2 separate regions of the Homo sapiens genome follow, and region 1 is linked to region 2. Evidence: read pairs that join two places in POLR2A ChIA-PET (ENCODE). Cell type or tissue: Caco-2. All regions are shown on one strand. Each heading gives the region's core, and the rest is flanking DNA. Links, peaks and the distances in the headings are about the cores only.

Region 1 (15,751 bases), core at 10,075-14,074, 210 kb after region 2:
AGATTTAAATCTATAATAGTTTTTTTTTTTTTTTTTTTTTTTTTGAGACGGAGTCTTTCTTGCTTTGTCACCCAGGCTGGAGTGCAGTGGCCTGATCTCGGCTCACTGCAAGCTCCGCCTCCCGGGTTCACGCCATTCTCCTGCCTCAGCCCTCAGCCTCCCGAGTAGCTGGTACTACAGGCGCCCACCACCAACACCCGGCTAATTTTTTGTATTTTTAGTAGAGATGGGGTTTCACCGTGTTAGCCAGAATGGTCTGGATCTCCTCACCTCATGATCCACCCACCTGGGCCTCCCAAAGTGCTGGGATTACAGGCGTGAGCCACAGCGCCCAGCAACGGGTTTTAAAATTATTTCAATAAATCAGGCACTCTAGAACACAGTGAGGAGGCGCAACAATTACGTAATAATTTTTTTTGGGCGGGGGATGGAGTTTCACTCTTTTATTTTTTTTTGGAGACAAAGTCTCGCTCTGTTGCCCAGGCTGTAGTGCAGTGGCGCGATCTTGGCTCACTGCAAGCTCCGCCCTCCCGGGTTCACGCCATTCTCCTGCCTCAGCCTCCGGAGTAGCTGGGACTACAGGGGACCGCCACCACGCCTGGCTAATTTTTTGTATTTTTAGTAAAGACGAGGTTTCACCGTGTTAGCCAGGATAGTCTCAATCTCCTGACCTTGTGATCCACCTGCCTCGGCCTCCCAAAGTGCTGGGATTACAGCTGCCCGCCACCATACCCCGCTAATTTTTGTATTTTTAGTAGAGACAGGGTTTCACCATGTTGGCCAGGCTGGTCTCCAATTCCTGACCTCAGGTAATCTGCCCGTCTCGGTCTCTCAAAGTGCTGGAATTACAGGTGTGAGCCACTGTACCCAGCTACTGTCAGTTTCATATGCTTTTATTTTTTTTAATTTTTTTTGGTTTTTTTTTTTGAGACAGTGTCTCACTCTGTTGCTCAGGTTGAAGTATAACAGCATGATCTCGGCTCACTAAAACCTCCGCCTCCCGGGTTCAAGGGATTCTCCTGCTTCAGCCTCCCAAGTAGCCAGGATTACAGGCGCATGCCACCACACCCAGCTACTTTTTTGTATTTGTAGTAGAGACGGGGTTTTGCTATGTTGGCCAGACGGGTCTCAACTCCTGGCCTCAAGTGACTCGCCTGCCTCGGTCTCCCAAAGTGCTAGGATTACAGGTGTGAGCTACCGCGCCCGGCCCCAGATTGGGGAAACTTTGAAATGGCTTCTACACGGATCATAACTCTTGCAGGGGAAATGGAAGATGCTTATTCTCTCAAGGACTTTTGATTACCTCTGTTTGTCTGCTCCATCAATGAGTGAGTGGCAATGGGTGGAAAATTGTATTTCTAAGAACTTCATGGCGTAATCTTACTCATTCTGATGAATAATCAAAATAATCAGGGGAAGACAGAAAGGTGGAAGACAGGGAAATGAACTAGGAAGCTGTTACATTAAACTATAGGAAATGGCGACCTGATCTCAGGTGTAGTGGTTGTGAGAGTGGAGAGGAGGATAGGTTCAAGAGCTATTCATGTTGGTCAGATATGGGGCATGAAGGCAAATGAGAGAAGGATGGCTCCCAGCTTCTTGTTTGGCCAGTGATTTGAGCTGGTGATCGAATCATCACATAAATGGTAATGATGCCACTGAAACAGATGTGATCTGGGTGTAGAGTATTGATTTAGAAGGTCATGTGTGAGATGCATGTTTTTGTTTTTGTTTTGAGACGGAGTCTCACTCTGTCACCAGGCTGGGGTGCAATGGCACGATCTGGGCTCACTGCAATCTCCACCTCCTGGGTTCAAGTGATTCTCCTGCCTCAGCTTCCTGAGTAGCTGGGACTACAGACATGCGCCACCACGCCCGGCTAATTTTTGTATTTTTAGTAGAGACGGGGTTTCCCCATGTTGGCTAGGCTGGTCTCAAACTCCTGACCTCAGGTGATTTACCCACCTCAGCCTTCCTAAGTGCTGGGGGGAAAAAAAAAAAGGGCCGGACACGGTGACTCATGCCTGTAATCCCAGCACTTTGGGAAGCTGAGGTGGGCAGATCACGAGGTCAGGAGATCGAGACCATCCTGGCTAACACGGTGAAACCCCATCTCTACTAAAAATATAAAAAATAAGCCAGGTGTGGTGGCGGGCACCTGTAGTCCCAGCTACCTAGGAGGCTGAGGCAGGAGAATGGTGTGAAACCGGGAGGCAGAGCTTGCAGTGAGCCGAGATTGTGCCACTGCACTCCAGCCTGGGCAACAGAGACTCCGTCTCAAACAAACAAAAAAAAAAGGTTTCTGCTTTAGGCCAGGCACAGTGGTTCACGCCTGTAATCCCAGCACTTTGGGAGGCTGAGGCAGGTGGATCACCTGAGGTCAGGAGTTCAAGACCAGCCTAGCTAACATGGTGAAAACCCGTTTCTACTAAAAATACAAAAAATTAGCCTGGAATGGTGGCACACACCTGTAATCCCAGCTACTCGGGGGGCTGAGGCAGAGGTTGCAGTGAGCTGAGTTCGCACCGTTGTACTCCAGCTTAGGCAACAAGAGCGAAACTCCATCTCAAAAAAAAAAAGTTCCTCCTTTAATGCACCATATTTTTTTTTGTGGAGGGAGACTGAGAATAAGAGGAAACATAGCCTAGTGCTAAAGAGCACAGACTTGGGAGACATTCTGATTAGGTTTGAATTTCTGCTCCACCACATCCTGAGCAAGCTGCTTAGCCTTTCTGTTCCTCAATTTCCCCTACCCCTTTTTTTTTTTTTTTTGAGACGACGTCTCGTCCTCTCCCCCAGGCTGGAGTGCAGTGGCGTGATCTCAGCTCACTGCAACCTCCGCCTCCTGGGTTCAAGCGATTCTCCTGCCTCAGCCTCCCGAGTAGCTGGGATTACAGGCGCCTGCCACCACGCCCAGCTAATTTTTGTAGTTTTAGTAGAGACAGGGTTTTACCATGTTGGCCAGGCTGGTCTCAAACTCCTGACCTTATGATCTGCCCGCCTCAGCCTCCCAAAGTGCTGAGATTACAGGCGTGAGCCACCGCGCCCAGCCTCCCCTACTCTTAAAAAAAATAATAGTACTTTTTTTATACGGTTGTTGAAAGTATTAAATTCGTTAATCAACTAAAGTGCTTAATCTAATTCCTGCCTCATAGAAAGCACTATATGAGTGTTTACTCTTATTTAGATAATCTTTTAGATAGGCGCTAGGGAGAAAGATAAAGCAAGGTAAGGAGTGCGAAGTCAGAGGTTGACATTTGATCCAGGATGGCCCTGAAAAGCCTCCCTGATAATGTAAACATTTGATTTGAAGTGATACCTGAGTAAACAAACACTCCAGGCACACCTAACTCCTTTAGGGTTGAGAAACCCTAAAGAACACACTTGACATCCTCTAACAATAGTAAGAAGGCCATTGTAGTTGGAATAGTATGATCCAGGAGGGATAAATGTAGGAGATGAAGTCAGGGCAAATTATGTAGACCCTTTGTAGCACTTTAAAACGTTGGCTTTACATTCTATCCACTAGACCCCAGGCTTCAGGAGTAAGCATGCAAATTAGATCCCGCCAATCAAAGCTTACACAGTGATTAGCCTTGAGTGAACCAAGTACTTACTCAAAGCTAATTATATTCCCAGCATGTTCATTCTTGGAATTCTGTTGCCTGGAAAGAAGCTAGAATTGTTATAGGAGAGTGTGTAAAGTTGAAGTTACTAGCAATTCTTGCACCAGTGAATTGAGGGCATGTCTGAAAGCGGAACCAACACAGAAGAAAGTAGAACCAATATTATTTGGTTCTTGCATTCAACTGTGCCTAAAACCAGAACCCCACTTTAGATTTCTCAGTCACATGAGCCAAAAGCATTTTCTTTTTCCTTTTGAGACAAGGTCTCACTCTGTTGCCCAGGCTGGAATGCTGTGGCATGATCACAGCTTACTGCAGCCACAACTTCCTGAGCTCAAGCCACCCTCCCACCTCAACTTCCTGAGCTCAAGCCACCCTCCCACCTCAACTTCCTAAGCTTAAGCCACCCTCCCATCTCAGCCTCCTGAGCAGCTGGCACTGCAGGCATGCCACCATACCTGGCTAATTTTTTGATTTTTTTTTTTTTTTGTAGAAGCAGTATCTGACTGTGTTGCCCAGGCTGGTCTTGAACTCCTGGTCTCAAATGATTCTCCTGCTTTGGCCTCCTAAAGTGCTGGGATTACAGGTATGAGCCACTGTACCTGGCCTACATTTTCTTTTTATTCAAGTCAGGTCAAGTTATGTTTTTGGTCACTTGCCAACCTTTGTTAAGACAGAGGAGGCAGAAGAAATGGAGTCACTGAATCAAAATAGAAAGGAGTAATTGGCCTGCATGACAGGAAGAAAATCCAGAAAAAAGTCAAGGACAGAAAGCATTCAATAATGCATTTTCAATAATTTGAACACTGAATGAATGATGAAGGAATGTTAAAGTAAGGACACAAGAAGCTTATGGAAGTATTCAGCACAAAACAGATCAAAAATCGTATCTAGTGATATGTATACACAGTGGAATACTATTTTGCCTTAAAAAATGGAAATCCTGCACTTTGGGAGGCCAAGGCGGGTGGATCACCAGGTCAGGAGATCTAGACCATCCTGGCTAACACGATGAAACCCCATCTCTACTAAAAATACAAAAATTAGACAGGTATGGTGGCATAGACAGGCACCTGCAATCCCAGCTACTCGGGAAGCTGAGGTAGGAGAATGGCGTGAACCTGGGAGGCGGAGGTTGCAGTAAGCTGAGATCACCCCACTGCACTCCAGCCTGGGCGACAGACTGAGACTGTGCCTCAAAAAAAAAAAAAAAAGGAAATCCTGTCATTTGTGACAACGTGGATGAACCTGGAGGACATTGTGTGAAGTAAAATAAGCCAGGCAAAGAAACACAAATACTACATGATCTCACTTATATGTAGAATCTACAAAAGTACAACTCATAGAAATAGAGAATAGTGATGATCAAGCACTGAGGGTGAAGAAGGGGAGAATGGGGAGATGTTGGTCAAAGGATACATTTCATTTTTTTTTTTTTTTTGAGTTGGATTCTCACTCTGTTGCTCTGGAGTGCAGTGGCGTGATCTCAGCTCACTGCAACCTCTGCCACCTGGGTTCAAGTGATTCTCCTGCCTCAGCCTCCTGAGTAGCTGGGATTACATGCACCTGCCACCACACCTGGCTAATTTTTGTAGTTTTAGTAGAGATGGGGTTTTACCATCTTGGCCAGGCTGGTCTTGAACTCCTGACCTCGTGATCCACCCGCCTCGGCCTCATAAAGTGCTGGGATTACAGGCGTGAGCCACCGCGCCCAGCCAGGATACATTTCGGCTAGGAAGAATAAGTTTAAGTGATCTGTTGTATAACATGGCGACTATAGTTAATAAAAACATATACTTGAGAATTGCCAAGAGAATAGATTATAAATGTTCTCACCCCAAAGTAATAAAAGTATGTGAGGTAATGCATATGTTTATTAGCTTGATTTAGCCATTCCACCATGTATACGTATATCAAAACATACCCCATAAATACGTACAGTTTTTTTTTGTTTTTATTTTTGAGATGGAGTCTCACTCTGTCACCCAGGCTGGAGTGCAGTGGTATGATTTCGGCTCACCGCAACCTCCGTCTCCCAGGTTCAAGCGATTCTCCTGCTGCAGCCTCCCAAGTAGCTGGGACTACAGGCACGCGCCACCATGCCTGGCTAATTTTTGTATTTTTAGTAGAGACAGGGTTCACTTTGTTGGCCAGGCTGGTCTCAAACTCCTGACCTCGTGATCCGCCTGCCTCGGCCTCCCAAAGTGCTGGGATTATAAATGTGAGCCACTGCGCCTGGCCAATATATACAATTTTTATTTGCCAATTAAAAAAACAAAAAATTGGCTGGGCGCAGTGGCTCACACCTGTAATCCCAGCACTTTGGGAGGCTGAAGTGCGTGGATCACCTGAGGTCAAGGAGTTTGAGACCAGCCTGGCCAACACAGTGAAACCTCATCTCTACTAAAAATACAAGAGTTAGCCAGGCACAGTGGCGGGTGCCTGTAATCCCAGCTACTCGGGAGACTGAGGCAGGAGAATCGCTTGAACCCAGGAAGCGGAGGGTGCAGTGAGCCGAGATTGCACCACTGCACTCCAGCCTGGGAGACAAGAGTGAAACTCCATCTCAACAAAAAAAAAAAAAAAAAAAAAAAAAAAAAAAAGGCTAGGCGTGGTGGCTCATGCCTGTAATCCCAGCACTTTGGGAGGCTGAGGCAGGTGAATCACCTCAGGTCAGGAATTTGAGACATCCTGGCCAACATGGCGAAACCCCGTCTCTACTAAAAATACAAAAATTAGCCGGACGTGGTGTCAGGCGCTTGTAATCCCAGCTACTTGGGAGGGTGAGGCAGGAGAATCTCTTGAACCCAGGAGGCAGAGGGGGCTGGTTTCCAGAAAGACCCAGGAGTGGAATGGGAATGTTCAGCTTCACCTCCTGAACCCTGGGGAGGGGAAAGGGGCTGGATGTTGAGGTCAATCACCAAGGCCAATGTTTTAATCAATTTTGCCCATGTAATAAAACCTCCATTAAAACCCCTGAACAGGGGCCAGGCGCAGTGCCTGTAATCCCAGCACTTTGGGAGGGCGAGGCGGGCGGATCACCTGAGCCCAGGAGTTCGAGACCAGCCTGGCTAACATGACGAAACCCTGTTTCTACTAAAAATAAAAAAATAGCCCAGCATCGTGGTGCGTGCCTGTAGTCCCAGCTGCTTGGGAGACTGAGGCAGGAGAACCACTTGAACCCGGGAGGCGGAGGTTGCAGTGACCTGAAATCATGCCACTGCACTCCAGCCTGGGCAATAGAGTGAAACTCTGCCTCAAAAAGCAAACAAACAAAAACCCCTGAAAAGTCTGGGTACAGTAGCTCACACCTGTAATCCCAGCACTTGGGAGGCCGAGGCAGGCAGGTCACTTGACGCCAGGAGTTTGAGACCAGCCTGGCCAACATGGTGAAACCCCATCTGTACTAAAAATACAAAAATTAGCCAGGCATGTTGGCCCACGCCTGTAATCCCAGCTGCTCAGGGGACTGAGGCAGGAGAATTGCTTGAACCCAGGAGGTGGAAGTTGCAATCAGCCAAGATGGGGGGACCACTGCATTCTAGTCTGGGCAACAGAACAAGACTCCGTCTCAAAAACGAACAAACAAACCAACCCCTGAACAATAAGAATTGGAGAGCTTCTGGGTTGGTGAACACATCGAGGTACCAGGAGGGTAGTATGCCCAGAGAGAGCACGGATGCTCCTTCCCCATACCTTGCCCTATGCATCTCTTCATCTGGCTGTTCCTGAGTTGTATGCTGTATAATAAACGAGTACATGTCCCTTCTCTACAAAAAAATGTTTGTAATAAATTAGCCAGCCTACTGAGGGGGCTGAGGCAAGATCTCTTGAGCCCAGGCATTCAAGGTTACAGTGAGCTGTGATCATGCCACTGCACTCCGGCTTGGGAGACAGGGCAAGACTCTGTCTCAAACAACAACAACAACAACAACAACAACAACAACAAACCCACCAGTAAATGTAAAGTGTTTTTCTGAGTTTTATGAGCTGTTTTAGCAAATTATTGAACTTGACAAGTAGCACAATCACTGGATCAGGGTCACAGGAACCCCCAATTTATAGCCAGTTGACCTTAGAAGCACAAGTGGCAGCCTGGTACTTGAAAATACCATCTACAGTGAAAGTAGTCTTGTGGGACTGAGCCTTTAAGGCTTTGCAGTCTGACACGAACTCTGGGTCGTTAGTGGCAGAACTGAACTGAATTGTAGTGACACCCACTTGGTGTTTGGAGAGCTGGAGAACCGGTTGTCAGAAGTGTTGTGAGTAAAAACAGTTCAGAGTAGCCCTCTGTGTCTGGCTGCTTTCACATAGCATCATGTTTTAGGATTCATCTGTGTGGTTGCATTTATCAGCAGTTCATTGCTTTTTATTACTGAATTGTATTCCTTTGTATGGATGAATTGTAATTTGTATATCCAGTCACCTGTTGATGAACATTTGAGTTATCTCATCTTTTGTTTATCATGAATAAAGCTGCTATAAACATTCACATAGAGATCTTTTTATAGACATATGGTTTCATTTCTCTTGTGTAAATGGCTAGGATCGGGATTGCTGGTCATATGGCAAATGCATGTTTAACTTTATATGAAACTACCAAACTATTCTTTAAGTGGCTATAATTTTGTAATTCCATTAGCAATGTGTGAGAATTCTAGGTATTCTGCATCCTTGTCAGCAGTTTATATTGTCAGTCATTTTTTTTTTTTTTTTTTTTTTTAGATGGAGTTTCGCTGTTTGTTGCCCAGGCTGGAGTGCAATGGCGTGATCTCGGCTCACTGCAACCTCCACCTCCCGGGTTCATGTGATTCTCCTGCCTCAGCCTCCCAAGTAGCTGGGATTACAGGCGCGCACCACCATGCCCAGCTGATTTTTGTATTTTTAGTAGAGACGGGGTTTCACCATGTTGGTCAGGCTGGTCATGAACTCCGGACCTTGGGTGATCCACCCGCTCGGCCTCCCAAAGTCCTGGGATTACAGGCATGAGCCACTGTGCCCGGCCTGATATTGTCAGTCTTTTTAACTTTATCATTTTAGTCAGTTGGCAGTGTGGTTTTAATTTACATTTCCCTGATGACTAATGATGTTGATCATTTTTTCATGTACTTGTCATCTGTATAATTTTGTGAACTTTCGTTTTTCAAACCTGATATTTAACAAGGTCTTAAAGATATTAAGTACCTTGAGTTTTTGTCTTTCAAACTCTTTGAGTGACTTTTTCGGGCTTATCTGACAGTGAAATGAATAATATAGTTGAAAATCGTAGGTCAGGCGCAGTGGCTCACACCTGTAATCCCAGCAGTTTCGGAGGCCAAGGGAGCCCAGGAGTTTGAGACCAGCCTGGGCAATGTGGCAAAACCCCATCTCTACAAAAAATACAAAAATTAGTCGGGTGAGGTGGCACAGACCTATAGGCACAACTACATGGGAGGCTAAGGCAGGAGGATAGCTTGAGCCCAGGAGATCGAGGCTTCAGTGAGCCAAGATTGTGCCACTGCACTCCAGCCTGGGTGACAGAGCGAGACCCTGTCTCAAAAAAATAAAAAATAGGCCAGGTGCGGTGGCTCACACCTGTAATCCCAGGACTTGGGAGGTCGAGGCAGGTGGATTACCTGAGGTCAGGGGTTCAAGACCAGCCTGACCAACATGGAGAAACCCCGCCTCTACTAAAAATACAAAATTAGCCGGGCGTGGTGGTGCATGCCAGCTACTCGGGAGGCTAAGGCAGGAGAATCACTTGAACTCCGGAGGTGAAGGTTGTGGTGAGCTGAGATTGCACCATTGCACTCCAGCCTGGGCAGCAAGAGCGAAACTCCGTTTCAAAGAAAAAGAAAAAAAAAAAATCAAATCCTTAAATGCATGGCAGTGCATTTAAATAAGTGGTTATGAAGTCTAATTGCATGGAAAGATACTTTTTTTTTTCTTTTTTTGAGACAGAGTCTCGCCCTGTCATCCAGGCTGGGGTGCAGTGAGTGGTGCGATCTCAGCTCACTGCAACCTCCACCTCCTGGGTTCAAGCGATTCTCCTGCCTCAGCCTCTCAAGTAGCTGGGATTACAGGTGTGCACCACCATGCCCTGCTAATTTTTGTATTTTTAATAGAGACGGAGTTTTGCCATGTTGGCCAGGCTGGTCTCAAATGCCTGACCTCAGGTGATCTGCCGGCCTTGGCCTCCCAAAGTGTTGGGATTACAGGTGTGAGCCACCATGCCCAGCTGGAAAGATACTTGTAAGCATAAAACAATGTTAAATGAAAAAAGCAGAACATCTGCCAGGCACGGTGGCTCACGCCTGTAATCCCAGCACTTTGGGAGGCCGAGATGGGTGGATCATGATATTAGGAGATCGAGACCATCCTGGCTAACATGGTGAAACCCCGTCTCTACTAAAAATACAAAAAATTAGCTGGGCATGGTGGCACGTGCCTGTAATCCCAGCTACTCGAGAGGCTGAGGCAGGAGAATCGATTGAACCTGGGAGGCGGAGGTTGCAGTGAAGCGAGATCACACCACTGCTCTCCAGCCTGGGCGGCAGAGCGAGACTCCATCTGAAAAAAAAAAAAAAAAAAAGAAAAAAGAAAAAAAAATGCAGAACACAAACTACAAACTAGGTGAATTCTGTATATATAATATACTTTCAGAAATAAAGGGCGATGGAAATACACACAAAATTCTAAACATACTTGAGATGATTTTTTTCCATATTCTAGTTTTCCTTGATGTGAATATGATTGTTACCTTGTCACTAATAATAAAAGAAGAAAAGTGAATAGATGTGAAATAAAAGGGTTCTAGCTAGAGACACTTGACTCCTATAAAGACGTGAATGGTTATTACAAGCACATTACTTTTTCTGCTTCTCCAAGAGTTGCATTCTGGTGAAAGAGAGGTGAGTATAACACGGAACTCAAGAACACAATGGTCTTGCCTCACTATTTTGCTGGTGCTGGACCAAAGCTGTGAAGTGTAGCATCCACAGGCCACCTGTGCCGGCCACCAGTGCCTCCTTCTTGCAGGCAGTGCTCTTGGAGACAGCATTCCTGTGGTTCCCTTCTGATCACCATTCAGCTGCAAGTGAGTATTTACCTCAGGGAGCCAGAGTGTTCAGCTGTCAGCCACTCACAGTATTGTGGTTATTCTCAACCATTATCTTACTGAGCTAAACATCTGAAATACATTGATGTCACAAAAAAGATGCTGATGTTGGCCAAAAGAGAAAGCCTACCTTTCCACATAGTCATTCAGTGGATATTATGACAGCATGTGCCAGTGCTAAGCACTGTTCTAGGCATTGAGGATTCAGCAAGGAGCAAAACCCAGCTGTCTGTATTTCATAGATTTTACCTTCTAGTAAGGAAAGACACAACAGTAAATTATAAGGAAATAAGTTTTCTGATTGAAGCAATAGATATAGGATTAACCTTTTATTCATTCATTCATCCAAACTATTTTTTGGAACAAGTTCTATATGCCTCACTTCTGGATAGGAGAGAAGTAACAGTGAACAAACAAGTTCCTAACACCTGCAGCTTCTCAGGAGTTCGAGACCAGCCTGGCCAACATGGCGAAACCCTGTCTCTATTAAAAATACAAAAATTAGCCGGGCGTGGTGGTGGGTGCCTGTAATCCCAGCTACTCGGGAGGCTGAGGCAGGAAAATCGCATGAACCCGGAGGCAGAGGTTGCAGTGAGCCAAGATCGTGCCATTGCACTCCAGTCTGGGCGACAAGAGCAAGACTCCATCTCAAAAAAGAAAAAGAAAAGAAATGCCATATTAGGCCAGGCACAGTGGCTCATGCCTGTAATCCCAACACTTTGGGAGGCCGAGGCGGGTGCATCACCTGAGGTCAGGAGTTTGAAACCAGCCTGGCTAACATGGTGAAACCCTGTCTCCACTAAAAGTACAAAAATTAGCCTGGCGTGGTGGCACATGCCTGTAATCCTGGCTTCTTGGGAGGCTGAGGCAGGAGAATCACTTGAACCTGGGAGTTGCAGATTGCAGTGGGCCAAGATCATGTCACTGCACTGTCCGGTCTGGGCAACAGAGGGAGACTCCGTCTCAAAAATTAATAAATAAAGATAATAATATAGGTTCTTGTGGAAGACAGTAGTTATACAAAGTAGTTACACAATCCTTTGTCAAAAGCCTGCGTAGTAGAGCACATCTCCCCCATGATTATTTGCTTTGTTATTTCATATATAAACAAGCATTGGACCTAAGGTGGGCACCTTCCTCCTCTTGCTTCTGGGAACTCCCTGCTCTGCCCATTGAGTAGCCATTCTTTCATTCCTTTGCTTTCTTAATAAACTTGCTTTCACTATACTCTGTGGACTACCCCCAGATTCTTTTGTAGCAGGATGAGCCGCAGACAAAACTCCTCAGACACTGGGTTAAAGAAGGAAGGAGCTTTATTCAGCTGGGAACTTTGGCAGACTTGTGTCTCAAAAGCCGAGCTCCCCAAGTGAGGAATTCCTGTCCTTTTTAAGGGCTTACAACTTTAAGGGGGAAGGTCCATGTGAGAGGGTTGTGATTGATTGAGCAAGCAGTGGGTACGGGACTGGGGGTTGCATGCACCGATAATTAGAATGGAACAGAACAGGACAGGGATTTTCACAATGCTTTTCCATACAATGTCTGGAATCTATAGATAACATAACCGGTTAGGTCAGGGGTCGATCTTTAACCAGGCCCAGGGTGCGGCAACGGGCTGTCTGCCTGTGGATTTCGTTTCTGCCTTTTAGTTTTTACTTCTCCTTTCTTTGGAGGCAGAAATTGGGCATAAGACAATGTGAGGTGTGGTCTCCTCCCTTATTCCCCCGCTTTGAGAACCTCACTCATTAATGGGAGTTTTCACTTTCATCCTCACTACCCATGTCTTCTTGCAAGATAGATTAATAGTGATTCATATAGTACAATTGTGCTGAAGTATTTTGATGGACTAAGGTAGTGACAAAACTTTTCATTACTTGAAGGAGCAAAGGCAGCACACAGGGAAGCAACAAGCAGGTTCCTGTTACTATTATAATTCCTATATAGGAGTTTTAAATCCTCCTAGTGCTGGAAACCATTTTCCAAACATGGACCTAGGATTAAACCCATGCCACACCTGCACAGGCACATGTGCCAGCTTTGTTATATCTTTAACTATATCTTCAACTACTTGCCCTTGGTCATCTATGTGCAGACAGCAATTGGTCAGGTTAAACTTTCCACAGACCCCTCCTTCAGCTGCTAGCAAGTAGTCTAGGGCTAGTCTATTTTTATGAATAGCATTTCTCTTCTGGGTTTCTTGCCAGGCTAAAACAGTTGGAGCTCTGCCAGTTTTATTAGTGATTATTTGTAAGGCAGTTTGTAACTGTATGATTTGGTTGAGCATATAAATGGAGGTTTGGTATCCCCACAAGCCATCCTGTGCCCAAGTGGCAGGTCCATGATACTGTATGATTCTTTCAGGGGGCCACTTGTCATCTTTCCAGTTGCCTATAGCTATGCTTTTTTTTTTCTCGGGAAGCATAGACAGGGAAGCCCAGGAGCTCACCTGTTTTTATGGGCAGTAGGAAAAAGGATGGTTTAATGGTGTCAATAACACAACTACCTGCCCATTGGTCAGGTAACTTGGCATAGGCTCTATGCCCACATATCCGGTATAATCCAGTGGGGGCTGTCCAGTCCCGGTGGGATGCCAGGTGGGTCCACATGGTTTGCAACTTTGGAAATTTACTAAACAGATTTTTTTCAGTGTGGTTTGAACTCCACTAAGTGGCTGTTTTTGTAGTACTATTATACAGTTTTTGCCCAAGGCAGCTGAGTCTTCCCATAGGAAGGGTGAAGTCCGTCCTCACCCTTGCTATACAGTATTGTCTAATAATTGAGGTTTTTCAGAACCCAGAAGTTGCCAGTCTTTAACTTATTTTAAAAATGGTAGTCATAGGGAGCTCAGATGGATTATAGCACACATCAGGCTGGTCAGTTCCTGGGCTACATACCTTGTATAGCATTATATAAATCAGTTCCTTTTAGAGTCCCCGTACACTTATAATAACCATAAAATAATGGGACTATAGCAACCTTTTGTCCTACCTCAGTGACTTGATGTATATACTGGGAACAGTGCTCAGTCTGAGGAAGGCCAGTCGAAGTCCTTACTGTACAAGTCCAAATTTTAAGGAAAATGAGTCCTGCGATGAGTTTCCTCATGCTTCGGCCATGCGTGGACCAGTCAGCTTCTGGGTGTGACTGGAGCAGGGCTTGTGGTCTTCTTCAGAGTCACTTTGCGAGGGTTGGCGAAGCTGCTCCTGTCCACATACAGCTCCCAGTCTACTGATGTTCAAGGATGGTCTCGGAGGTTGGGCCTGCAGAAATAAACTGAGTCCAACACCTTTTACACAGTTATGTTCAACTGGGCTCTCTGATACCGGGAGCAAGGTGGCGGGGTTCAGGGTGTTGCAAACTTCAATGATTATGCGGGAATTTTCACAGAGCAAGCTTTGGTATCTAGTTAGTCTAGCATTCGTTAGCCAATGATGTCTTTTGGTATTTATTAAAGCATGGGGGAGACTTTATGTTTAGGTTTTGCCTAAGAGTTAGCTTATCCACTTCTTGTGCTAGCAGGGGTGTTGCTGCCAAGGCCCTCAAACATGGGGGCCAACTCTTAGAAACCCCTTCTAGTTGTTTAGAGATGTAGGCCACCGGTCTCGGCCAGGGCCCCACAGTCTGGGTCAAAACTCTAACCGCCATTTTTTTTCCTCTCTCTCTAATACATATTGTGTAAAAGGTTTTGTCAGGTCAGGTAGCCCCAGGGCTGGGGCCGACATGCGTTTTTCTTTTAACTCATGAAAATATCGTCGCTGTTGGTTATAATAGATGTAGTTTATCTAATCTACATTTTTATTAACTGTCACTCACCAAAATATTGACTCAAATCCTGCAGCTATTTGATTTTGGGCTTTAAATTGTTCTGGTATTCCCCATGGGACTCCAATTGAGTCTTAATAGATGTGAGAGTAGAAAGACCCATAAGGGGCTTCTCTCACTTTATGATGTCTTATTTTTCCTCCCTCTGGTTGATGAAATGCCAGGGTGAAAGGGATAGCCAACTGGACTAAAGCATAAGTGCCACTCCAGTTATTTGGCAGAGTGCCTAGTAAAGGTCCACCACAATACCACCACACATCCGCTTGGGGATGAACAAGGGCTGATTGATACATAAGCTCTTGAAAATTCTTAAGCTCACTGCATCCCTTCAGGTCTCCAAGGAACACTAAGTTTCCTCCCTGTCATGAGAGACATGAAGCGAACTTAGTTTTGGGAGAGGGAAGCTGGATGGCCCTTGGTGGCTGACCCACAGGGTGCCGGACTTCAGGATATAGCAGAGAGAGCTTGGCATGACTTATTACTCCAGGCTGTAGAATCCTGGAAAAGAGCTACCATGCAGCCCATGCCTGGTCTACTGGAGGACCACCTTAGTGGAAAGCGGACAATCAGGGCCTCTGGCCTGCCACATGCACAAGCATAACAATCACTTTTGTTTAATGTGTGGACAGAATATTTGATCCATTCCAACCAGGCATTTGCATCTTGATATCCTGTCTTAATTGCCAAAGTTCATTTTAAGTCTTTAACTTCTATGATCCTCTAGTAAAATGAATGTATGGTTTTAGGAAATTACAAAAACTGGTTGGGGCAGTCCATCCTTGCTGTTTAGTGGTCCACAGAACGTTGGACCAACTACGGCATAAAAGCTCTAAATTGGGGGGCAAGACTCCTGGTTGTCACTGGGGTCTTTATCGAAATCTCCCTGGATTAAATGGTCCCAATTTATTAATGCCCAGTCTGAGGAGAGTCAGGAGGGACAGAGGTACTTTTCTGAAGTAGAGAGCTGTCTTTGACTTGGCAAGTCCCCACAGGGTGTAACAAGGCAAGCATTAAATGCAATAGTTTGAGATGAAATTGACTTGGTTATGTTAATAACTAGATGGTCAGCAATAGAGAGAGGAAAGAAGAAAGAGTAATAGAATAGATGAAGAAGTTAAATTTTTCTTAGCTTTAGTTTGGTAGGGTTTTCCCCTGGGACTCTGGCCCATGACTCTGGAGGGGTGGCACTTTCTTGACTCAGGTGTGATGA
Region 2 (15,751 bases), core at 6,178-10,177:
CTTGTTTTATTAGTTATTAGCCAAAGGTATTGGTGTGTATATCAGACCCTGGAGAGGGAGGAGGTTTACAGTGGAGAGACAGAAACACTGCAAAAGTGCATCTGACCATCATTTCTTTCCCAACTCCTCCTTGCTAATTCCATTTTCGGGCACCTCTTCCTTTTCCCTTGGCCTCCCCAGAAACTCAATTCCCCTCAATTTTGTTACACAAGCAACTGACTTCTCTACCCCCTATTCAACCCCAGGCCTTCTTTGCAGAGCTAGCTTTGTGACTGTGCCCTGCTATCCTGTGAGCATTTTCCCCAGATCCAACCCCTCAGGACCACTTCGAGCTCTCTTTTCCTTTTGCCTCCCCCAATAGCTTCTGGGAAGAGCAGGGAATAAGATAGAGATTTATTTCCCCACCAAACAGAATTTTGTCATCTCTCTTAGAAGAAGAAGAAGCAACAATCAATTCTTACGTTAAATGGCAATTTTAATTATTTTGACTCATAAACATTTTAAAAACATATTTTAACCACAGTTAAAAATACATATTTTAAACATATTTAAACATATCCTCCATATTATGAAATTTCAGTGGTGCGTTACCTAGGTCTTGATGTTTTAATGAGTGAAGTCTGTGAAAATGAGGTTCTAAATGCTAATCAGGGTTTCCTAATTCTGAGAAAGAAGTCAGGAAGGATGTCGTTAGCTCATCTGACCACAAATGTAACACTGATTCTGCCTAGGAGAGGAAGAAAATAAAGCAAAACGTGAGCAGTGCTGCTTTCTCAGCCTCAATTAACACGAGAACACCATCTCCTCCACTCTCTCCCAAGGACCTGACAAGACAGGCAGAAGCCCTTGTTCTTGAACAATTCAGAGGGTTGGTAGGAAGGTCTCCAGGGAGATACTGGACCTCCTGCCACTAACTGCAGTTGGGCTCTCAAGTGATTAATGGAAAAATAAAAGATGAGACTATATTTATATCCCAAACTGTGGAGTATGCCATACCAGTGACACCTGATTATACGGCTAAGTGTTCCAAAATTCATCAGCCTGAGACTACAGAATCAGGTTACATTTTCTCTTTTTTTTTTTTTTTTTTTTTGGGACAGAGTCTTGTTCTGTCTCCCAGTCTGGATGGAGTGCAGTGGCGCCATCTTGGCTCACTGCAACCTCTGCCTCCTGGGTTCAAGCCATTCTCTTGCCTCAGCCTCCCAAGTAGCTGGGATTACAGGCATGAGCCACCACGTCAGGCTAATTTTTATGTTTTTTTTTTTTTTTTAGTAGAGACAGGGTTTCACTGTGTTGGCCAGGCTGGTCTCGAACTCCTGACCTCAAGCGATCCACCCACCTAGGCCTCCCAAAGTGTTGGGATTACAGGCGTGAGTCACTGTCCCCAGCCACATTTTCTTTTCTTTTTTTTTGAGACGGAGTCTTGCTCTGTCACCCAGGCTGGAGTGCAGTGGTGCAATCTTGACTCACTGCAACCTCTGCCTCCCAGGTTCAAGCAATTCTCCTGCCTCAGCCTCCCAGGTAGCTGGGACTACAGGCGCGTGCCACCACGCCCAGCTAATTTTTTGTATTTTTAGTAGAGATGAGGTTTCACCGTATTAGCCAGGATGGTCTCGATCTCCTGACTTCGTGACCACCCGCCTTGGCATCCCAAAGTGCCTGCATTAAAGGCATGAGCCACCATGCCCGGCCGACATTTTCTTTAATATACAAATTTCAATGATTCCAATCGTCTTCTCTGGAATATGACAAGCTAATTCTTTTTTTTTTTTTTTTTGAGTCAAAGTCTCGCTCTGTCACACAGGCTGGAGTGCAATGGCGCAATCTTGGCTCACTACAACCTCTGCCTCCCAGGTTCAAGCGATTCTCCTGCTTCAGCCTCCTGAGTGGCTGGGATTACAGGCACACACCACCACACTCGACTAATTTTTTGTATTTTTAGTAGAGACGGGCTTTTGCCATGTTGCCCAGGCGGGTCTCAAACTCCTGAGCTCAGGCAATCAACCCGCCTGGGCCTCCCAAAGTGCTAGGATTATAGGTGTGAGCCACCGCGCCCGGCCTGAGAGGCTAATTCTTATTATTAGACTTCCCTTTACTTAATTGTTTGTTTGTTTGTGGCAGGAATACTGGGAGAAAGTCAATATGACCCTGGCATTTGCAGGTGTCCTCCCCAAGTACATTTGCCACCCTTGCTGTGCTCCATAGCTCTCAGGTCACCTGATGCCATCTAGGGACTGACTTCTCCCTGACTGCTGTTGCTTTCTCCCCGAGATGTGGTTCCCCAAGCCTGGACACAGGCTCTACCCTTTACTCCCCAAAGAATACCTAAAACCAACAAGTAGGTGCCAGGAAAAAAAAGCCTGACAGAAGTTTTGAGGATCACAGAAGGGAATGACACTAAAATTGAGGAAAATCTAAACACAAGGGGATGTCCCATTGCTCTTTGAATCTGTTAGCCCACACCCTCCCTAGGGTACCTTCTACCAGGGCTGGCTTCATGGGCCTGTGACCTATGCCATCACACAGGTCCCCAGTCTTAGAAGGGGCTTCATGCTTAGTGTTCTGCTGTCATCATCTTGAAATTCTTAATAATTTTTGAATAAAAGATATCCTGAATTTTCATTCTACACTTAGCCCTGCAAATTATGTAAGTGATTCATGCCTTCTAGTAACCATTCTTCTCTTTAACCCCCTACCTGCCTGTATGTGCAGAGACCAGTCCCACATCTTGCCAACAAAAGCGCCCATGATTATAGTCAACTCAGGCACACTATTGCTCCAGAGATGCAAAAAACCTTGCTCACGATGAAGACTTAGGAGTGACGAAATTGTCCTTCAAGTACCATAACCACAAGGTAGTGATACGAACAGATAACCAGCATATATTTGGGGTAATATTGGCAAAATTATCCAAATGTGGTAGATTCAGATATTTGGTCCCATGTAGACCAAAAACGAAGCAAATAAAATTTTATTTAAAGATGTTTGTTTTGGTTAAAGGGCTTGGCCTCACTTAGATGGACTCACCCTATACATGAGGGTGCTTGGGGGAGAGGCTAGAGTGTTTCATGACACAAAAACATTCTATTTGTTTTATTATTATTATTATTATTATTATTTGAGATGGAGTCTCGCACTGTCGAGCCCAGGCTGGAGTGCAGTGGTGGGATCTCGGCTCACTGCAACCTCCACCTCCTGGGTTCAAGCGATTCTCCTGCCTCAGCCTCCCGAGTAGATGGGATTACAGGCACCCGCCCCCACGTCCGGCAAATTTTTTGTATTTTTAGTAGAGACTGGGTTTCACTATGTTGGTCAGGCTGGTCTCGAACTCCTGACCTCAGGTAGTCCACCTGCCTCGGCCTTCCAAAGTGCTGGGATTACAGGCATGAGCCATCGTGCTGAGCTGACACGAAAACATTCTGAAGAATTTGGCTATGGCACTGATCTCCAGCCCACCTGCACTCTCATCTCCACCCCCAATTCTCCACCTCCTACACCCCTCCCCCTACTCCACCTCAGCCCCTTAGGGCGATTTAAGTAATTTTCCAGACCTGACTCTGAAGTTATCTTCCCAGCAGGAGTCGCAAGGGTGAGTGGTAGAGGGGTGAAGACCTTCAGTGACCAGCTATAGTCTGAGCTGGGAAGGGACAAAGGCAAGAAGAAGGAGGAAATGGGTCACTGCCCATGGCTGGCAGAGCAACTGCTGTGCCTGAGCTTTTATTCTGTGAACAAATCTTTGCTCTCTTCACCAGTGACCCACATGAACTGTCATTCCCAACTGCAATAAAGTGGGGCAAGGGCTGAGAAGGGCTGAGAAGGGCTGACTCCACAGCTGTGGAGTAAGAGTTCCCTGGCAGGAGAAGAAAGACTGAAAGACACAGGGCTTTCATGGAGGCAAAAGAAACAAAGAAAGTCTGAGACAAGGAGATTAAAAAACAAAAACAAAAAAACAAACAAAAACCTCTGAAAAGCCTAATTGCCCCTAAATGCCTCGACACCAAAACTTTGTCATTTTTTTCTTTTTTGTGGCTGTCTTCCCATTTTATTTTTAATTATTTTTTTTTTCCGAGACGGAGTTCCGCTCTTGTTGCCCAGGCTGGAGTACAATGGTGCGATCTTGGCTCACTGCAACCTCTGCCTCCCAGGTTCAGACGATTCTCCTGCCTCAGTCTCCCGAAAAGCTGGGATTACAGGCGTGCGCCACCATGCCTGGCTAATTTTTGCATTTTTAGGAGTGACGGGGTTTCACCATGTTGGTCAGGCTGGTCTGGAACTCCTGACCTCAGGTGATCCACCCGCCCGGGCCTCCCAAAGTGCTGGGATTACAAGCGTGAGCTACCACACCCAGCCTGTCTTCCCATTTTAAACACCCTTTATGTTCCAAGTGAGGTAAAGGTGAGGAATAAAAGGGAGAATGGTTGCAGAGCCTCATTAAGCTGGGAGCTAGGATCACAGGAGCTAGTGGAGATCTTGGGTGAATCCTACTGTTTCTTGAATGAGTCCTAGAAACGCCCGCTCATTTGGCTACTTCTTCCTTTCCTGCACACAGGAATTTAACAAGATTCTTCTACAGCCTGGTGACTTTGTGATCTCTTAGCCTTAGTCATGTCCTCTTTCCCTCCCACCCTAGCCCCAGAGACTCTTCCTCTTTTCCTTGGCAGTTCGAGTCCCAGAGTGTTATTTATCAGTCAGCAGCAGAGGGCGATCTGGCCCCGGAGAATGACCCGGTCAACTCGGGCCATATGCCTGGGTTGCTAATGACTTGCAGCTCCATCAACATAAAGCTGAATTCTTCACAAAGGAACACTGTCACTAAGCTTTTTCCTTTTCATTCTTGAAAGCTACACTGCCTTAGCTAACCCCTTCCCCCTCCCGCCTTCATTCCTGCTCTCTTTCCTCTCCCAACCTCTTGGAAGCAGCAGGAAATGAACAAGGTCCACAGTGGAGAAAAACAAATCCCAGGGCCCTGCTGAGGAAAACCACAGGAAAATGACCAAGTGGCATTAGCAGCTGCAGGAGTTTTAGGTAGCTGTGTGGTGTGCGTGTATGTGTATGTGTGTGTGAGAGAGAGAGAGAATCCCACATAGCAGTACTTTTCATAGTTTAGCATAACATAAAAATCACCTGGCGAGCTTGTTAAACCACAGCTTCCTGGGCCTTACCCAGGAATTCCCGGGGCCCAAGAATTTGCATTCTTAACACTCCTAAGGTATTTTAATGATGCCAGTGGAGGACTGACCACATTTTGAGCAGCACTGCTGTACACAAATGCAGTGAAATAGAATGTATAGATCTGAGCCAGGGGCTTGCTTGGATAACATCCTGATATGATGGCCTCCCCCAGAAGAGTCAGGCCAGATCCTTCCAATTCCAGGCCAGAAGATTTCATAGATCAGCCTACAGCTGTTCCCTCCCCTTGAAAAAGAAGCAGAGAATGTATCAACAAGAGCATTGTTTGGAGAGGGCTGAGCTCAGATAATAGGCTGGTTCTCCATTGACTGTTTCTTTCATCCCAACTGGCAGAAGAATCACAGAAGGCCCCTCCTTTCCCCTCCAGCAGAGATGGATGCTCTACCTACTTAAAAATCAAGAATTCTTCTGACCTTGGCTGTGTCCAACAACTCATGCCCAGAGGCTTCTGACCTGTCCCCTCCTTAGCACCCTCCAGATCTGAGAACCTCCAGAGTCACAAAGGCCTGTGGAAAGAGCTGGTTATCTTCAAGATACCCAGAGGCGCTTGGGCTGATTTAAAGGCACTACTCCCTTCTGTTTATGCAGCAGAAGATAACAAGACAGACAGAAGTGCTGCTATGGTCTGAATGTTGATGTCCCCACAAATTCATCTGTTGGAATTTAGTCCCTGATGTGATACCAATCAAGAGATGGGGACTTTAGGAATTGATTAGGTCAGAAGGCTACAGCCCCCATGAATGGGATTAGTGGCCTTATAAAAGAGGCTGGGGGGCCTGGCGTGGTGGCTCACGCCTGTAATCCCAGCACTTTGGGAGACTGAGGCAGGCAGATCACTTTGGGTCAGGAGTTCTAGACCAGCCTGGCAAACATGGTGAAACCACATCTCTACGAAAAATATTAAAAAATTAGCTGGGCGTGGTGGCGCATGCCTGTAGTCCCAGGTATTCAGGAGGCTGAGGCAAGAGAATCGCTTGAATACAGGAGGCGGAGGTTGCAGTGAGCTGAGATCGCGACACTGCACTCCAGCCTGGGCGTCAGAGCAAGACTCCGTCTCAAAAAACAGAGCTGGAGGGAGACTGTGAGACACATTTAGAAAGCATCATTTATGAGGAACCAGCCCTCTTTGGCAGCTTGATCTTGGGACTTCCCAGCCTCCATATATGGTACCAATCCTTCTTTAGTTTTAGTGTCCATATCACAGAAGGGCTCATGTTGTAAAAGAAGTCAAAAGCAGCCTTGAATAATCAGAACCCTTCTGCCAGATTGTCTAATGTCAATTTGTTTTCTAGAACTACTGCTTCTACATGTTCTTCCTCTTCATCTGGCTCTGGTTTGGAAGCACTTATCTCCATCAAGTCATCTTCTGTTAATTCCTCAGGTGTGGTGTCTATTAGCTTTTGAATTTATCCAAGATCTGTATCTTGAAACCCTTTATCTCCCACCTTTTTTGGGACATCCACAATCTCTTTCATGATTTCCTTGATTGCTTCTGTCATATATCCTGATAAGTCATGCACAACATCTGGACACAGTTTTCTCCAGCAGGAATTTATTGTTTTGGGCTTGATGGCTTTCATAGCTTTTTCTGTAACAATGATGATGTCTTCAATGGTGTAATGCTTCCAGACTGTCATGATGTTCCTATCAGGGTTATCTTCCATACTGTTGACAATCCTTTCCATAGAGTATCATGTGTAATGAGCCTTAAAGGTCCTTATGAACCCCCCATCTAGAGGCTGAATTAGAGACATATTTGGGGGCAAATAGACCACTTTGACACCTTTGGTGTTGAACTCATGAGGTTCTGGGTGGCCAGGGGCATTGTCCAATATCAAAAGAACTTTAAAACGCAGTCCCTTACTGGCAAGGTACTTGCTGACTTCAGGGACAAAGCATCAGTGGAACCAATCCAGAGAAAAGGATTCTCATTATCCAGGCCTTCTTGTTCCACAACTAAAAGACTGGCAGCTGGTATTTATCTTTTCCCTGCAAAGCTTGAGGGTTAGCAGCTTTACAGATAAGGGCAGTCTTAATCTAAACCTGACTGCATTTGTACAAACAGTAGAGTTAGCCTATCTCTTCCTGCCTTAAATCCTGGTGCTCGCTTCTCTTCCTTACTAATAAATGTCCTTTGGGTCATTTTTTTCCCCAGAATCAAGCACTTTCATCTGCATTAAAAACCTATTCAGGTAGATATCCCTTTTCCTCAATGATTTTCATAACGTCTGGAAAATCATCTGCTGCCTCTTAGTTGACAGAAGCTAATAATTCTCTTGTTATCTTGACATTTTTAAACCCAAACCTCTTTCTAAAATTACCAAACAATCATTTGCTAGCATTAAATTCTCTCGCTTTAGATTTCACCTTCTTTTTGCTTCAAGTTGTCATATAATGACTTTGCTTTTTCTGGAATCATATTAGACTATATACGTATGAATTTCTTATAGCAATACCGCACCAATATAAATATATTGCACCAAAATAAATATAAAATAAATGCAATATAAAAGTTGCATTTTCAATACAAGATATAAAGGTAGTTTGCAAAAAGTGCAAGGTTTTCATGACTGCTGGTATAGCTGCAGTGACAGTTTCACAAATTTCCTTTCCTTTTTTTTTTTTTTTAATGGTTCTTATGCTGGATTCATTTATCTCGAAATGGCAGACAAGTACAAGCTGCAGGCCTCAATCTGTGGAAATATCAAGCAATTCAACTTTTTGTTGTAATGATATAACTATTCTGTGCTTCTTGGGAGCACTTCCAGCATCACTAATGGCACTTCATATGGTCCCAAGGTGTTATTCAAGGTTTATGGTATTGCACTAAACATGATGAAAACTATGTGAGAACTGAGAGATCACTTTTTTTTTTTTTTGAGACAGTGTTTCACTCTTGTTGCCCAGGCTGGAGGGCAATGTTCACAATCTCAGCTCACTGCAACCTCCGCCTCCTGCGTTCAAGCAATTCTCCTGCCTCAGCCTCCCGAGTAGCCAGGTTCAAGCGATTCTCCTGCCTCAGCCTCCCAAGTAGCTGGGATTACAGGCGTGCACCACCATTCCCGGCTGATTGTTTTTTGTATCTTTAGTAGAGATGGGGTTTCACCATGTTGGCCAGGCTGGTCTTGAACTCCTGACCTCAATTGATCTACCCACCTCAGCCTCCCAAAGTGCTGGGATTATAGGTGTGAGCCACTGTGCCCAGCCTACTACAGTTAATTGTATGCAGTTATGATTTAATACTGCATCTCTATATTTGTTTGCATTTATTTCCACTGTGAATGGTGCAAGTGTTTGTAAGTGTACTTATGTGTAAGTTTTGATTTTTTTTTTTTTTTTTTTTTTTGAGACAGAGTCTTGCTCTGTTACCCAGGCTGGAGTGCAATGGCATGATCTCGGCTCACTGCAATCTCCGCCTTCCGGGTTCAAGCAATTCTCCTGCCTCAGCCTCCCAAGTAGCTGGGATTACAGGCATGTGCCACCACGCCCGACTAATTTTTTGTATTTTTAGTAGAGACAGGGTTTCACTATGTTGTCCAGGCTGGTCTCGAACTCCTGACCTCAGGTGATCCGCCTGGTGGCCTCCCAAAGTGCTGGGATTATAGGTGTGAGCCACCATGCCTGGCCTCTGATAAATTTTAACTTTTTATAATGGATTTATATATCTTTTATGGCAGTAAATAATAAAGTACACTAGTATCTACATATATTTTATGCATTTATGACACACTCAACTTTTTCTTTTTTTTTTTTTTTGAGATGGAGTCTCGCTCTGTCGCCCAGGCTGGAGTGCAGTGGCGCGATCTCGGCTCACTGCAAGCTCCGCCTCCCGGGTTCACGCCATTCTCCCACCTCAGCCTCCCAAGTAGCTGGGACTACAGGCACCCACCACCATGCCTGGCTAATTTTTTGTATTTTTCTTTTTTAGTAGAGATGGAGTTTCACCGTGTTAACCAGGATGGTCTCGCTCTCCTGACCTCATGATCCACCCTCCTTGGCCTTCCAAAGTGCTGGGATTACTGGCGTGAGCCACCGTGCCCGGCCCAACTTTTTCTTAATTTAAAAAACATTTCTGGGTTGGGCGCGGTGGCTCACGCCTGTAATCCCAGCACTTTGGGAGGCCGAGGCGGGTGGATCACGAGGTCAGGAGATCGAGACCATCCTGGCTAACATGGCGAAACCCCGTCTCTACTGAAAATACAAAATTAGCTGAGCATGGTGGCACATGCCTGTAATCCCAGCTACTCAGGAGGCTGAGGCAGAAGAATCGCTTGAACCCAAGAGGCGGAGGTTGCGGTGAGCCGAGATCATGCCATTGCACTCCAGCCTGGGTGACAAGAGCAAAACTCCATCTCAAAAAAAAAAAAAATTAGCCAGTGTAGTGGTGCATACCAGTAATCCCAGCTACTCAGGAGGCTGAGGCAGGATAATCGCTTGAACCCAGGAAGTGGAGGTTGCAGTGAGCCAAGATCGTGCCACTGCACTCCAGCCTGGGTGACAGAGTGAGACTTTGTCTCAAAAAAAAGAAAAAATCTGAGTATAAGTGGACCTGTGCAGTTCAAACCCATGTTGTTCAAGGGTCAACTGCACATTTCTCTTACAAGAGTAACTTTCCAAAGCTACTCCTATGTCTGCAATTTCTCAAAATAACCAGCCGGAAATTATTAATATGCCAAAAAGGCATGTTTTGGGGTGGCATATTTCTGTCTCCTACAGTCATACTTAAATGTGGTATCTCCTGAGTCCCAACACCCTCAGGAGCCCATAGTTTAACTGGATACAAAGACTAACAAGAAAATATATAGTAAGAGCAAATAAACCAAAATGTAGTAAAAGCATGGAGATAGCAGAAAACCCTCAAGGGCATTAGCGGAATGGGAACACATCCTGAAAGAAGGGATTGAGATGAGATTTGAAGGGTGAATGTGAGTTCATCAAGGAGATCAAAGAGCAAAGACTTGAGAGGGAATCTTGAGTCGTGGGATATGAAAAAATAGTGGGTAATGCTGAAATATAAAGTGCAGTCAGGGATCACAGGCCCCTTTCTGTTCTTTTATAGCACCTGGCACTTCAGACCACTTCGAGCATTTATCACCACTTCTCAACCAAAAGGGTGACCAAATGGGATTATTTGTTTCACAAACCCCTGTAAGAACTGTCAGCAGGGAGTGCTTTCCCTTCTAAATCCCCTCATGGCAGGGAAGAGTACTGGATAGGAGTAGGGGTAGATTTCCCTCTGGAAGGTCACTACACCAGAAACGCCCCAGGAATCTGGAGGTTGGTTTTCTCACATGGAACAGTCTGTTTGGCTCTGGCAGCTAAGAGGCTAGCAGTTCTACTGTGCCAAGCTATAGGAGATGAATGAAATGAGCAGAAACCACCAAGAGGCCAAGAAGACCAATTAGTGAGCATATGAAATCTACCCCCAGAGACTCCAGAATGACTCAGAAGATCACTGAGAGGGTTATAGGTTGTGTAAATCTGGTGGGGTAAGGAACAAAGAGCACTGCTTGGTTACTGCTACCATGACCCAGTTTCTCCCTCTGGGCAGGTGTGGCTGGGAGAAACACATTTAACATGGAGATCATTAGGGCTGCCAGTAGTGGTTAGGGTAGGTATGTAAATACTTTCCAAGGAGTACAGGGCAGTGGTTAGTTTCAAAGAAATCAATTTCTAGATCCTCAATTTGATGCGCCCCAGAGGACATCTGCAGCCCTGATTTTCTTTTCCCATCTCATTTTCTCAATTGCCCTCTTCTCACTTTATCAAAAAAAGTTTATCTCTTACTCTTCCCTAATCCTGACAAATGATGCATTACTCTGGGGTGAAAAAAGCATGTAAGGCATCAAAGGGACAATTCCAAATTTTTTTTTTTGAGACGAAGTCTCACTCTTGTCCCCCAGGCTGGAGTGCGATGGCACGATCTCGGCTCACTGCAACCTCCGCCTCCTGGGTTCAAGCGATTCTCCTGCCTCAGCCTCCCGAGTAGCTGGGATTACAGGAATGCACCACCATGCCCGGCTAATTTTGTATTTTTAGTAGAGACGGGGTTTCTCCATGTTGGTCAGGCTGGTCTCGAACTCCCGATCTCAGGTGGTCTGCCCACCTCGGCCTCTCAAAGTGTTGAGATTACAGGCACGAGTCACTGTGCCCGGCCATAAAATGTTTTTAATCACTAATTATATTAGTACAAGATTACATAGAAATGGATTCAAAATATGATTTCAAAAAAAAAAAAAAGAAATAATGTAAAATTAAAGAGTGTGATATGAGAGCTGGGAGGATGGCTTGAGCCCAGAAGTTTGAGACTGCAGTGAGCTGTGATGTGCCACTGCTCTCTAGGCTGGACAACAGAGCAAGACCTTGTCTCAAATAAATATATAAAGATAAAAATTTAAAAAAAAAAGTGTAGTCATGAATTTTCTAAATTGATGATGGTAATATCAAATTACTATATTTATATTCCTGTAGATTCCTTTAAAAGGGTGCTTTCGGCTGGGCTCAGTGACTCAAGCCTGTAATCCCAGCACTTTGGGAGGTCGAGGCGGGCAGATCGCCTGAGGTCAGGAGTTCAAGACCAGCCTGGCCAGCCAGGTGGAACCCCGTCTCTACTAAAAATACAAAAATTAGCCAGGAAGCTGAGGCAGGAGAATCGCTTGAACCTGGGAGGCGGAGGTTGCGGTGAGCCGAGATCATGCCATTGCACTCCAGCCTAGGCAACAGAGTGAGACTCCTTCTCCAAAAAACAAAACAAAGTGCTTTCATAGTTTTATTATATTAATCACAAAAAGCCAGTAATTCTATCTTACAGCTCTTTAAACTTACAATGAAAAATGTCAGTTGCTAACTTTAAAACGTACAAGGGGGTACATGGTTTTTCAAGTCTCTTACAAAATATAAGAACAAAAACATTTGACGACCATGGTTTTAGGCCAACGTCATTTCTGGAAGGGGAAACCTAGAACAGCCTAAACTTGCCTTTTCTATTTGGCACCATTCCATGATTCCCCCAGGGCAGGGTGAGAATGGTCTTCAGCTTCCTTTGCAAACCCTTTCAGCCCATTCCCAGTAACTGGCATAGGTTACTCACCTTGGAGTCACACAGCCTGACTCAGTCATGTACACAAATACTTGGGCACTCTTGGGCAAGGTACTGAATCTCTCTGTGCCTCAGTTTTCTTTTTTTTTCTCTCTTTTTTCTTTTTCTTTTCCCGAGTAGCTGGGACTACAGGCACGCATGATATCATGCCTGGCTAATTTTTGTATTTTTAGTAGAAACTAAAAACAGTTTAGTCAGGCTGGTCTCGAACTCCTGACCTTGTGATCTGCCCACCTCGGCCTCCCAAGGTGTTGGGATTACAAGCATGAGCCATTGCGCCTGGCCTGAGTTTTCTAATTTATAAAATGAGAGTAATGTTTTATAAATTAAAATATTATTCTTTTTTTACTAATACTACTTTTAAAATTTATGTAAATTATCTTAAAAAGTGCCTGGCCATGGAAGCTATTAATGTTGTTTGTTGTTGTTGTTGTTGTTGTTGTTGTTTTTGAGACAGAGTCTTGCTCTGTTGCCAGGCTGGAGTGCAGTGGCGCGATCTCGGCTCACTGCAGCCTCCGCCTCCCAGGTTCAAGCGATTCTCCTGCCTCAGCCTCCCGAGTAGCTGGAATTACAGGCATGTGCCACCATGCCCAGCTAATTTTTGTATTTTTAGTAGAGACGAGGTTTCACCATGTTGGCCAGGCTGGTCTTGAACTCCTGACCTCAGGTAATCCACCCGCCTTGGCCTCCCAAAGTGCTGGGATTACAGGCGTGAGCCACCGTGCCTGGCCCTATTATTGTTTATTTGAGTACTCATTTAACAAAAAAGGAAGAAACAGAGAGGTCAGGCCAGATGTCAAAGGTCATTTTAGCTGGGCACGGTGGCTCACACCTGTAATCCCAGCACTTTGGGAGGCTGAGGCGGGTGGATCACGAGGTCAAGAGATCAAAACCATCCTGGCCAATATGGTGAAACCCCGTCTCTACTAAAAATATAAAAATTATCTGGGCGTGGTAGCACATGCCTGTAGTCCCAGCTACTCAGGAGGCTGAGGCAAGAGAATCGCTTGAACCAGGGAGGCAGAGGTTGCAGCGAGCCAAGATTGCACCACTGTACTCCAGCCTGGTGACAGAGCTAGACTCCGTCTAAAAAAAAAAAAAAAAAAAAAAAAAGAAACTCCATCTCTACTAAAAAATACAAAAATTAGCCAGGCGTGGTGGCAGATGCCTGTAATCCCAGCTACTCCGGAGGCTGAGGCAGGAGATTGCTTGAACCTGGGAGGCAGAGGTTGCAGTGAGCCAAGATCATGCCACTGCACTCCAGCCTGGGTGACAGAGTGAGACTCCATCTCAAAAAAAAAAAAAAAAAAAAATCCGGTCATTTTGTTGGTCAGTGGTAAAGACTGAAAACCTGGAGTTCTTGCATTTGGCCCACTTATACTTACCTTTTGGTTTCTGGGCAGGGACTCAGAGCTTGTCCAGGAATCTGGAGGGATGGCTTGTAACATCTTTTCCTCCATGGGCCTTGAGAACAGTCTGTTCTTTCATGGGCTTCCACTTAGCACTGTTCAGAAGCATCCACAGCCACAGCCAGAGTCGGGGTCCTAGGCTTATAGAGTAGTGTCTCATGTCCTAAGGCTAGGCTCCACCACAGCAGAGCAGAATAGGTATCTGCTAAAATCTCCTATCACTTCTCATTTGTTTATTAAATCCTTTTTTTTTTTTATTAGAGGGAGTCTCCCTCAGTCACCTAGGCTGGAGTGCAGTGGCGTGATCACAAGTCACTGCAACCTCTACCTCCTGGGTTCAAGTGATTCTCCTGCATCAGCCTCCCGAGTAGCTGAGATTACAGGTGTGCGCCACCATGCCCAGCTAATTTTTGTATTTTTAGTAGAAATGGGATTTCACTGTGTTGGCCAGGCTGGTCTCCAACTCCCGACCTCAGGTGATCCACCCGCCTCAGCCTCCCAAAGTATTGGGATTACAGGCGTGAGCCACCGTGCCCAGCCTATGTTTCCTTTTCTTTTTTTTTTTTTTTTTTTTGAGATGGAGTCTTGCTCTGTCACCCAGGCTGGAGTCCAATGGCGCAATCTTGGCTCACTGCAGCCACTATCTCCCAGGTTCAAGTGATTCTCCTGTCTCAGCCTCCCGAGTAGCTGGGAGTACAGGCACCTGACATCATACGCAGCTAATTTTTGTATTTTAGTAGAGACTGGGTTTCACCATGATGGCCATGCTGGTCTGGAACTCCTGACCTCATGATCTGCCCACCTCGGCCTCTCAAAGTGCTAGGATTACAGGCGTGAGCCACTGGGCCAGCGGAAGTGTTTTTTAAAACACATTCTAACTGATAGCTATTAATATTTCTTGGATTGTTATATATGAGATAGGATAAGTTAAAAAAAAAAAAAGGGCCAGGCTCGGTGGCTCACGCCTGTAATCCCAGCACCTTGGGAGGCCGAGGTGGGTGGATCACCTAAGGTCAGGAGTTTGAGACCAGCCTGGCCAACATGGTGAAACCCCGTCTCTACTAAAAATACAAAAAATTGGCCAAGCATGGTGGCAGGCGCCTGTAATCCCAGCTACTTGGGAGGCTAAGGCAGGAGAATCACTTGAACCCAGGATGCGGAGGTTGCAGAGAGCTGAGATCATGCCATTGCACTCCAGCCTGGGCGACAAGAAAGAAACTCTGTCTCAAAAAAAAAAAGAAAAAAAAATCCTAGTATTAATAGGAAAATGCCAGGCAGTCAAGCATTCTAACAGAAAAGGTCAAAACAGGGATTTCTAATGTAAGTCCTGAACCCCTACTACCACTAACCTGGAGGCTCCATGGAGGTGTTAATGAAGGTGTAAGAGTTGTTTTCTCCTTTCCAAAGAAGTCTAATAGAAATCATCAATTATATTTATGCTACCTTTGCTTTTTTTTTTTTTTTTTGTCCAGAAACCCATCAAGGTAGTGTGGTAGGCCTGGCTGTCTTAAGGGAAAAGGGATTAATTAATGATATTTGTCTGGCAGGCTAAAATCTTTTCAAGCTTTGAGATCCACTCCTAAGAGCTACTTAGTAGTGAGAAGGTTAGGGATCTGCAATTTAATCTCTGGGAACAAAGTCTTAAACCAAAGAAATAAACCTCTTCAACAAACACTCAGGCAACAGTGCTGTTGCGTTTCAGGAGAAGGGTATGGATTAAAGAATTGAAGATACACTGGCCTTGATATCTAGGTCTCTAATGTAGAATCAGTAGTCTACGGTGGTTAAAATAATGGACTTTTTTCTTTTTTTGAGACAGAGTCTCACTCTGTCAACCAGCCTGGAGTGCAGTGGCGTGATCTTGGCTCACTGCAACCTCTGCCTCCCGAGCTCAAGTGATTCTCCTGCTTCAGCCTCCCGAGTAGCTGGGACTACAGGTGCATGCCACCATGCCCGGCTACTTTTTGTATTTTTAATAGAGTTGGGGTTTCACCATGTTGGCCAGCCTGATCTGGAACTCCTGACCTCAGGTAATCTGCCCGCCTCTGCCTTC

The links. ChIA-PET counts read pairs that join two places held together with the same protein. Peaks named below come from ENCODE experiments on the same cell type or tissue, not always from the same donor. Only the 100,000 strongest peaks of a DNase experiment are listed, where the experiment ranks them.
Region 1: POLR2A ChIA-PET joins it to region 2 with 6 read pairs; 6 of 35 experiments call an interaction of 5 or more read pairs at or near these places.

Annotation. Positions count from the first base shown.
Region 1 is chr1:112,828,949-112,844,699 of GRCh38, reverse strand. It overlaps LINC01356 (long intergenic non-protein coding RNA 1356), which reads left to right. Exons shown (of 7, transcript NR_103746.1): 3 at 4,120-4,212. Among named protein-coding and RNA genes, the nearest start is that of LINC01357, 13 kb to the left of the region's middle. RefSeq lists an enhancer at 465-1,414. In Caco-2, for the core only: no CTCF peak of the experiment used is centred there; a DNase peak (open chromatin) is centred at 12,199.
Region 2 is chr1:113,031,762-113,047,512 of GRCh38, reverse strand. All of the region lies in intron 2 of LRIG2-DT (LRIG2 divergent transcript), which reads left to right. Among named protein-coding and RNA genes, the nearest start is that of LRIG2-DT, 33 kb to the left of the region's middle. RefSeq lists enhancers at 3,034-3,953, 4,552-4,846, 4,875-5,794 and a silencer at 4,642-4,691. In Caco-2, for the core only: no CTCF peak of the experiment used is centred there; no DNase peak of the experiment used is centred there.